2 separate regions of the Homo sapiens genome follow, and region 2 is linked to region 1. A link is an interaction called in ENCODE POLR2A ChIA-PET data of the cell type or tissue named here. Cell type or tissue: CD4-positive, alpha-beta T cell. All regions are shown on one strand.

The links. ChIA-PET counts read pairs that join two places held together with the same protein. Peaks named below come from ENCODE experiments on the same cell type or tissue, not always from the same donor. Only the 100,000 strongest peaks of a DNase experiment are listed, where the experiment ranks them.
Region 2: POLR2A ChIA-PET joins it to region 1 with 5 read pairs; 3 of 35 experiments call an interaction of 5 or more read pairs at or near these places.

The regions. Positions count from the first base shown.
Region 1 is chr1:2,112,663-2,117,662 of GRCh38, reverse strand. The region is part of intron 4 of PRKCZ (protein kinase C zeta); the gene reads right to left. Among named protein-coding and RNA genes, the nearest start is that of PRKCZ, 65 kb to the right of the region's middle. In CD4-positive, alpha-beta T cell, no CTCF peak of the experiment used is centred here; a DNase peak (open chromatin) is centred at 2,267.
Region 2 is chr1:1,994,448-1,999,447 of GRCh38, reverse strand. The region is part of intron 1 of CFAP74 (cilia and flagella associated protein 74); the gene reads left to right. Among named protein-coding and RNA genes, the nearest start is that of CFAP74, 6.8 kb to the left of the region's middle. In CD4-positive, alpha-beta T cell, no CTCF peak of the experiment used is centred here; no DNase peak of the experiment used is centred here.

The DNA of each region.
Region 1 (5,000 bases):
ACAGCACCCTTAATGGTGGAATTCTTAAAGCTTTTCCCTGAAATCAGGCACGAGAGGATGTGGCTGTCACCACTTCTGTCCCATACTGTTTTGGAAGGATCAACAGTGCCAGGGTAACAAGGCAACATCTGAAGGAAAGGCAGAAACAAACAGCCGGTCACTGACAAAATGGCAGCGCACAGAGAGGTTCCGGAGCAACCACAGACAAACTACGGGGACCAGGAGAGGCCAAGACAAATGAGTTAATCACACTTCTTTACACATTGCTATAAACAAAAAGATAAAAAAAAAAAAACTGTAAAAGTAATACGGCTTAAAACAGCATAAGCACTGAAATACCAGGGAATCATTTGAACAAAAAATGTGGATGACCGCTACACACAAGACTACAAAATATTATTGAAAGAATTTAAGGCCGGGTGCAGTGGCTTGCATCTGTAATCCCAGCACCTTAGGAGGCTGAGGCAGAAGGACCACTTGAGCCCAGGAGTTCAAGACCAGCCTGGGCAACATAGGGAGACCCTGTCTCTACAAAAAAATGCCAAAATAGCTGGGCATGGTGGTGCACACCTGTAGTCCCAGCTACTTGGGAGGCTGAGGTGGGAGGATTGCTTGAGCCCAGGAGGTCAAGGCTGCAGTGAGCCATGATCATGCCACTGCACTCCAGCCTGGGCAAGAGTGAGGTCCTGTCTGCCCCCCGCAACTCCCCTGCCAAAAAAACCCCAATCAAAGGCCTAAAGATATGTTCACGGATTGGAAACCTCAGTATTGTAAAGATGCTAATCTCCCATACTGATCAAGAAATCCAAATGCAATCCAAATGTCTTATGGAGATTTTGAAAGCAAATAAGCCAACTGTAAATGGCTTATTAACAAGCCCATGTGTATGGAAATGTAAAAAGCCAATAACCAAGATAACCTTGAAAACTAAAAACCCCAAATTGGAGACTCATAACACAAGTTACCAATGGTGATTATAAAGCAGAAGAAATCAGAACAGTACGACATGGGGGCAAAAAACAAAGGGGACAGATCAGTCCAGAAAGAGGCCCCACACACAGCCAGGACGCAAAAGCCCTAATTATAAAGTAAGCTTTTACTTTCTGTTCATCAGAAGACACCATCCATGGAGTGGAAGGCGAGCCGCGGAGTGACAGAAGCTGTTTGCAACACAAAAAATCAAAGCACTTGTCTCTAAAACACACACAGCCCCCAGGAACCAACAAAAAAGACGGACCCCCCAATGACATTGTTCTTTGACAGCCCAATTTTGAAATGGGGCAAAAGACTGGAACAGGCACCTTTAAAAGGAGGGTCCCCAATAACCCGGGAGCCTCGGAGAAGCAGCTCACCTCAGCCGTCGCGAGGCCACAGCCTAGTGCCTTTCAGATCTGCTGTGCTGGCGACAACGCAGGGCTCTGACAGTCCATGTGCTGGAAGGAGGTGCATCGGGAATTCCCACACGACCCAGAGTGACTGTGCCATCAACACAGATTCAGCCTTTGTCTCAGTTTCCCAGCGCGCAGCCCCTCTGACCCTAGGAATCCTGGAGTGCGGTAAGAGTGTCTTTTTGCATGCTAATGAGATGACGGGGAGCCGGGAGCCGGGACAGCTCCAGGATGCGGCTGGTCTTCAGCAGGACCAAGGAATGCCTAGCGGGTTGGAACTTTCCGTCCCACAGCCCACGGTCCAGAGAGGAGACAGGAGAGACTGAGGTAATCAGCAGTGGCTGGCTGTTGAATCAACCGTGCCTGTCACGAAGCCTCCACAAAAAGCCCTCAATGACATGGTCTGGAGAGTGTCCGAGTTGGTGAATATACCAAGGTGCTGGAGGGTGGCGTGCCTGGAGAGGGCACGGAAGCTCTGCACCCCCCATACCTCAGCCTCCCGTGCAGCTCCTCCGTGTGGCTGTCCTTTCTAATAAACGGGTACACTAAGCAAAGTGTTTTCCTGAGTTCCGGGAGCTATTCTAGCCCACCCGAGCCTCAGGAAGGGGTCACGGACACCCCCGATTCACAGCCAGTTGGTCAGAATCCAGGTTGTCACCTGGCACTTGCAGCTGGCTCTCAAGTAGGGGCAGGCTTGTGGGAATGAGCCCTTCATCTGCAGGGTCTGCGCTAACGTCAGGTAATTGATGTCAGAGCTGAATGGAAACACAGGACACCCAGCTGGCGCCAGAGTGGCTGTGGGTGCAGAAAACCCCACATAACTGGAGGCAGAAACACAGTGCAGAGTGCGACCTGGTGCGGCCACGCGAGGGAAACGTCTGTTTCCCGGAAACTCCACTCCTGGGTGTGCCCACATGAAAGATGCGCCACGGGCAACAGAAGGCGCTCGGATGTCTGTGGCCAAAAGCCGGGACCCCGGTGCCTCGCAAGATGAGGGTGGATACATAAGACGTGGAGAATTCAGCCAGCAGAGCAGCCCCGCAGTGGGGACGGACACGGCAGAACCGCACCCCACACCACGGGAAAGCCCCACACAGGGGCCCGACTGAGCGGCCACACCCAGGGTGGATGGCCCCGGATCCCAAGACAAAAGCTCGAAACAAGCAAAACTATCTGCAGGCACCAAGGCCGGGGACGGGTAGGTTACGCCTGGGGTCACCTCGGGGTGTGGGGGTGGCCCCGCGTCCAGAGGACAAGCTACACACGGATCAGCTATGTGACGCGGTGCAGTTTGCTTTGTAAAAACTCGTGGAGTTGAACGCTTCAGATTTCATGTTTTAGGGAGTTTTGTTTCAATTTTAAAAAGTCAAGAAAGAAAAAGAAATCAGAGAATGGAGGCACCCAGGCCGTAACATTCTTTCCATAAGAAAAGCTGAAACCCAACGGCAGGCGGCTCCACCTGCTGCATCTTAGCTTTTTCTTTTTCTTTTTCTTTTTTTTTTGAGACGGAGTCTCGCTCTGTCACCAGGCTGGAGTGCAGTGGCACGATCTCGGCCCACTGCCACCTCCACCTCCCGGGTTCAAGCGATTCTCCTGCCTCAGCCTCCCGAGCAGCTGGGACTACAGGTGTCCACCACCACACTCGGCTAATTTTTGTATTTTTAGTAGAGACTGGATTTCACCGTGTTAGCCAGGATGGTCTCAAACTCCTGACCTCGTGATCTACCCGCCTCGGCCTCCCAAAGTGCTGGGATTACAGGCGTGAGCCACTGCGCCCAGTCATCTTATCTTTTTCTTCAGCTTATTTTATTTGCTCTGTAAGCTTAACTTTTGTGAGCTGAACTCCAAAGTCAACCTGCTGTTTGATTATTTTTGTGACTTGTTTCAAATAAAACCTCTTCTAAGAATTAATGTCCACCATATTCCTTTTTTGTCCAACAAAATAAGTCATCTCTTCTGTTTCAAATGTTCCTTCCCTCATTGGACACTGTGCTTGGGCTACCTGTATTAACACAGATCCCTGGAGAGCACGTTCTCAACACACAAGACGAACCTGCCCTGCATCCGGGGTCCCTCCTTCCACGTCCTCCCAGGCCACGACGGAGCGTCCTCCTGGAGAAAAGCTGGGGTGGGAGGGTGGGGGGGTGCAGCCCTCTGCTGTTTTTATCTCCTGAGCATTCCGAACGCTTCCACAAACTTACGCAGCCGGCCATACCCTCACCCACGCGCCACACGCACCACACACACAACATGGCGCCCGCTCTCCCTCCCCCAGAGCCAGCCCCGTGGAGCCCTTGACCGGTGGCACCCAATCCCCAGGGCATGGATGCTGTGGGCTGGGCCCCCGCCCTCTCTACACTCCCACACCATCATCTCCCCTCCCTCAAACACATGGGCACTGCGGTCCCTTCTCCCTGCCCCAACACCAGTGCCTTGACCTCCCTCCTCCTTGGCCACACCACCCACCTGCCATCCCTGGAGTCACCCCCACAAGGACTGGACCACAGCCTCTGCCCCATGAGTCCTCTGTGCCCCAACTCTCACCCACCCCCCAGCATTCTCCACGGCAGCTAGGCTGCCATTGGCTCTCAGAGATACCACTACTTCGTGCATCATGAGGAAAGACAAAAAATGTTGCCAACTCAACTGGGACACAGACAGGCAGGCTGCACCCCCTTCCAGGATGTCAGGATAAGAGAAGTCCATCCCAGCTCACTCAAGGCCCTGGTCGCCTCTGACAAAGGGGCTATCGGATGCTGCCTCTGTGCCACTTCCGAGTTTCTGGCTGACACCCTGGTCCTCACCTGCTGGCTTCCACCTGCCCTGGGTCAGGAGCGAACTCGGGCAGAAAATATGAATGCCCCGGATGAGCCCCCCTCAAAGCCCAAGATGGGGAGACATCAGGTAGAAGCAGCAGGAGCACATACTTGGCGATCCACAGGCAGCCCACCGAAGAGAACGTCACAGTCACCACAAATCACTGCTGAAGGCGAGACCAGTGGGGAGGAAACGGGGCGGCTGCCTTTTTAAACCTTACGTTAAAACCTTACATTAAAAAACATACTCATGAATCGAGGTACTCGCTAGTCAGAACTGAGACCCTGGAGGGATCCCCCGGGGCCCTGACTGGTGCTGCAGGCCCTCAGGCAGTGCCCGGCTCCAGAGCAGGAGAGGCAGGCACCTGGGTGACCCGGCCAGCCTCGGCCAGCAGTGGGCAGGCCCTAGCCAAGCCACTGTCTTTCCTTCAGCTGATGACTGTAAGTCACAAATGTAAAGAAAATGGGGCCGGGCGCAGTGGCTCAAGCCTGTAATCCCAGCACTTTGGGAGGCCAAGGCAGGCGGATCGCCTGAGGTCAGGAGTTCGAGACCAGCCTGGCCAACACGGTGAAACCCCGCCTCTACCAAATATAGAAAAAAAATAGCCAGACATGGTGGCGAGCTCCTGTAGTCCCAGCTATTTGGGAGGCTGAGGCAGGAAAATCCCTTGAACCCAGGAGGTGGAGGTTACAGTGAGCCGAGATCACGCCACTGCACTCCAGCCTGGGCGACAAGAGCAAGACTCTGTCTCCAAAAAAAAAAAAAACCAACCAACCAACCAAACAAACAAAAAAA
Region 2 (5,000 bases), 120 kb after region 1:
CTGAAGTAACAAGGCTCCATTCCCACCCCCCATCGACTCCCCGCTAACACACACTGTAGCTGAATTTTGATTTTTCCCATACGAGTCTTTAATCCACGTGAGACTGATCTTTGGGTGGGTGCCGACAAAGATGTCCATTCCGTGGCTGCTGTTCAGCAACCCTGCTTCTATCCTGCATAGCGCTAGTACGTGGGGGCCTGTTTCTGGCCTCTCTGATCTGTTCCATTGGTCTGTTTGTCTTGTCCAAAGCACTCTACTGTCTTAGTTTTACAGCTTTAGAATCAATCTTGATATCTGGTGGGGCACCCCTTCCCCCTTCAAAACTATTGTTCCATTGTTCTTCCATATACATTTTAAAATTCACCAGACGAGTTTCTCATTCTCTTGCTCTTGCATGTAGACACACACACACATTTCTGTTGGGATTTGGATAGGGGTTTTAGGGAATCTATAGAGCAATCTGGAAGGAACTGACTTCCTGACAACATTGAGTTTGTAGTGCTTGAACATGAGCTATTTATTTATTTATTTTATTTTTTAATTTTAATTTTATTTTATTATTACTTTTTTCGAGACGGAGTCTCACTCTGTCGCCTAGGCTAGAGTGCAGTGGCAAGATCTCAGCTCACTGCAAGCTCCGCCTCCTGGCTTCACGCCATTCTCCTACCTCAGCCTCCCGAGTAGCTGGGACTACAGGTGCCCGCCACCACGCCCGGCTAATTTTTTTTTGTATTTTTAGTAGAGATGAGGTTTCACCCTGTTAGCCAGGATGGTCTTGATCTCCTGACCTCACGATCTGCCCACCTCGGCCTCCCAAAGTGCTGGGATTACAGGCGTGAGCCACCGCGCCCAGGCTATTTATTTAGACTTTCTTTTAGAAAAAACTTTTATTATGGAAAATTGCAAAGTCAAAAAAGTAAAGAGAATGATAATACGAAGCCCCAGGTGCCCGTCCCTGCCTCAGCAACTATCAGCCTCACAGCATTCCTCTCCCATTACCCCTCCCTACGTGTAGATCTGGACTAGCATGTTTCAAAGAAAATCCCAGGCGATATATCATTTCACCTGTAAAAACCTTTGCAGATGCCTCTGACAGATAGAAACTCATTTTTAGCATAACCACAAAATCATCATCAACCCCAATACAATTAATAATTTCTTGTTTTTTTTGAGATGAAGTCTCGCTCTGTCACCCAGGCTGGAGTGCAATGGCACGATCTTGGCTCACTGCAACCTCTGCCTCCCAGATTCAAGTGATTCTTCTGCCTCAGCCTCCGAAGTAGCTGGGATTACAGGTGCCCGCCACCACACTCGGCTAATTTTTGTATTTTTAGTAGAGATGAGGTTTTACCATATTGGCCAGGCAGGTCTCGAACTCCTGACCTCAGGTGATCCACCCGCCTCAGCCTCCCAAAGTGCTGGGATTATAGGCATGAGCCACCACGCCCGGCCCACATTGATAATTTCTTAATGGAAACTAATGCCAGTTTGTGCTCACTTTCAGGAATTGTCTCAAAAATGTCTTTTACAGCTGGTTTGCTTGAATCGAGATTTGAACAAGATCCCCAGGTTGCATGTGGCCGACTTGTCTCTTGAGGCTCTTTTCACTTAAAGACCTCCCCTTCCTTATTTTCCTCCAGGCCATTTATTTGTTGAAGAAATGGGTCGTTTGTTCCATTTATTTTTATGTCTGTCTCCTTTCATGCTGCCCGAGGGGGTTCCTCGCATTCTCTGTAGAGGTCTGTGTGTCTTTTGTTGTATTTCTTCTTGAGTACTTCATGGTTTTTGATGTGATTATAAACGGTAGCTTTTCTAAATCTCATTTTCTCATTATTTCTTCTGATAAATAGAAATATACTTGCTTTTCATTATTGAAGTTGTACCAAGCAACATTACTAAGTTGTTTTAATTAAATAACTTATCTGTATATTTGTTTGGATTTTCTATGTAGAGTCATTTTATCTGAAATAATGACCATTTTTCCCTTCCATTCCTTATGCCTTTTATTTCCTTTTTTTTTTTTTTGAGACGGAGTTTCGCTCTTGTCGCCCAGGCTGGAGTGCAGTGGCTCAATCTCAGCTCACTGCAACCTCCGCCTCCTGGGTTCAAACGTTTCTCCTGCCTCAGCCTCCCAAGTAGCTGGGATTACAGGCGTGCGCCACCACGCCTGGCTAATTTTGTATTTTTGGTAGAGGCGGGGTTTCCCCACATTGGTCAGGCTGGTCTCGAACTCCTGACCTCAGGTGATCCACCAACCTTAGCCTCCCAAAGTGCTGGGATTACAGGCGTGCGCCACCGCGCCCGGCCGCCTTTTATTTCTTTTACATCTGATTGTTCTGGCTGGGGACGTGATGAATACTGAGAAGTGGTTTTAGAGAGCGTCCCTGTTTTGTTCTCGGTCTTAAGGGAATGTTTTTAATGTTTAAGTGTGACGTTTGCTGTGGTAATTTTTGGTATATATATACTCTATCACATTACAGATGTTCATTTCTTCTTCTTCTTTTTTTTTTTCTTTTTTTTTTTTTTTGAGACAGAGTCTTGCTCTGTCACCCAGGCTGGAGTGCAGTGGCATGATCTTGGCTCACTGCAACCTCCACCTCCTGAGTTTAAGCGATTCTCCTGCCTCAGCCTCCTGAGTAGCTGGGATGACAGGTGCCTGCCACCACACCCAGCTAATTTTTGTATTTTTAGTAGAGACGGGGTTTCACCATGTTGGTCAGGCTGGTCTCAAACTCCGGACCTCAAGTGATCCACCCGCCTCGGCCTCCAAAAGTGCTGAGATCACAGACATGAGCGCCCGCACCCGGCCAGTATTTCAGGAGACCTTCTTTCTGTTACTGCCAGTCCACTTAGAAGCCCACATGAGATTACACACACTTAATCTGATTTTTTCTCTATTTTTTCGTATGTTTAAAGTAGCTCCCATAGTGAATAATCTGATCAATCAACGTGAAGTGCAGAATTGAAGCTGCTGAGTCTTCCTGGTGAATTGAACATGCGGTTAGAATGTGTCCCCACTGCCGTTCCTGCTTTTTGCCTAAGTTTTTTGTCTGTTTCTAGACAACTCCACTAACTTCCTGTTTATGCTTCCTGCCTTTCTTTCTGACGCAATGCTTCTTAAGCTTGTGTTTTAGACGTCTCTCTCTTAAACTGTAGAGAGTTTGGGCAGGCACAGTGGTTCACACCTGTAATCCCAGCACTTCGGAAGGCTGAGGCGGGCGGATTACCCGAGGTCTTGAGTTTGAAACCAGCCTGGCCAACATGATGAAACTCCGTCTCTATTAAAAATACAAAAATTAGCCAGGCGTGGTGGCCTGTGCCTGTAATCCCAGCTGCCCAGGAGGCTGGGGTACAAGAATTGCTTGACTCCGGGAGGCAGAGGTTGCAGTGAGCCGAGATCGTACCTCTGCACTCCAGCGTGGGCGACAGAGTGAGACTCTGCCTCAAAAAACAAAAACAAAAACAAAAAAAGTTAGTTTGATTTTTTTTGGTTGTTCTTGGGTTTGTTGTTGTTGTTGTTTTCATTTTGTTTGTTTGTTTGAGACGGAGTCTCGCTCTGTCGCCCAGGCTGGAGTGCAGTGGTGCAATCTCGGCTCACTGCAAGTTCCGCCTCCCGGGTTCATGCCATTCTCCTGCCTCAGCCTCCTGAGTAGCTGGGACTACAGGTGCCCGCCACCACACCCGGCTAAATTTTGTATTTTTAGTAGAGACGGGGTTTCACCGTGTTAGCCAGGATGGTCTCGATCTCCTGACCTCGTGATCCACCCACCTCTGCCTCCCAAAATGCTGGGATTACAGGCGTGAGCCACCGAGCCCGGCCTGTTCTTAGTTTTTAATGCAACTCGATAATATACTTCCCTTTAGCTTGCTTATTTAATCTATATTTTTACTTAGGTTTTAACCTGAAAGTTTCTTATTTTGTCCGTTCTTCAACTGTTTTTTTTTTTCTTTTTTTTGAGACTGAGTCTCATTCTGTCGCCCAGGCTGGAGTGCAGTGGTATGATCTCAGCTCACTGCAACCTCCGCCTCCCGGGTTCAAACGATTCTCCTGTCTCAGCCTCCTAAGTAGCTGGGATTACAGGGATGCGCCATCACGCCCGGCTAATTTTTGTATTTTTAGTAGAGACGGGGTTTCACTATGTTGGCCAGGCTGGTCTCAAACCTTAAGTGATCCGCCCACCTCGGCTTCCCAAAGTGCTGGGATTACAGGTGTGAGCCACCTCACCTGGTTTGTTCTTCAACATTTTTACGAGAATTAAAGTACAGTCCTATCCGGCATTTCTGATGATTTTCAGTGTGATGCCAGCACACTGGCTAGCCATGTCACCACAGTGGAACTTCCACTGCTTCTTCAGCACGCTTTCCTGGGTCTCTCAGTTCCCAATCCCACTGCTCCCACTGGAGGACCACCTGAAGCTGCCCAGTCCTGAACCTTTCACAGCTGTGTGGCGACGTCGGGTTTGTTCTCAGCTTCTCCTGCAGAGGGTCAGCCAGCGCCTCTGTCTGCAGGGACAGCTACCCTCATCCCTCCACCTCCCGCTTCTCTTTGCTCCTGTTTCTCCCAATGACCCTTGCCCTGGTAGATTCATGTACTGAAAACAATAAATCTACCCCCTGTTGTTAGTGAGGACTCAGGAGAGATCAGAGGTGGCTGCCTGTTGGAAGTGCCGTCTTTAACCGGATGCTCAGTGTATATGGTTTAGTGTGATCATCTTCAGAGGAACTGTGTGTGTGCAATGACACCTTTTAGAAGACTGACATCCACGGGGTGTCCAGCAAAATGACGTCGCGGAGGCCGCATGGAATTCACAAGCACAGAGCTGAATAGGTTTGGCCATTTTCTAAATAGTTTCTGAAAATCCTGCCATTCAAAGACTAGCAGCTTAATCAGTTCTTTCAAGTGGAAAAAATATTGTTGGAATTTTACAAGATGCCTTAAAATTCTGCCTCCCAGGACTTTAAAATGCAATTGTTTCTTTGTAAGTTTAAAAAATTACTGG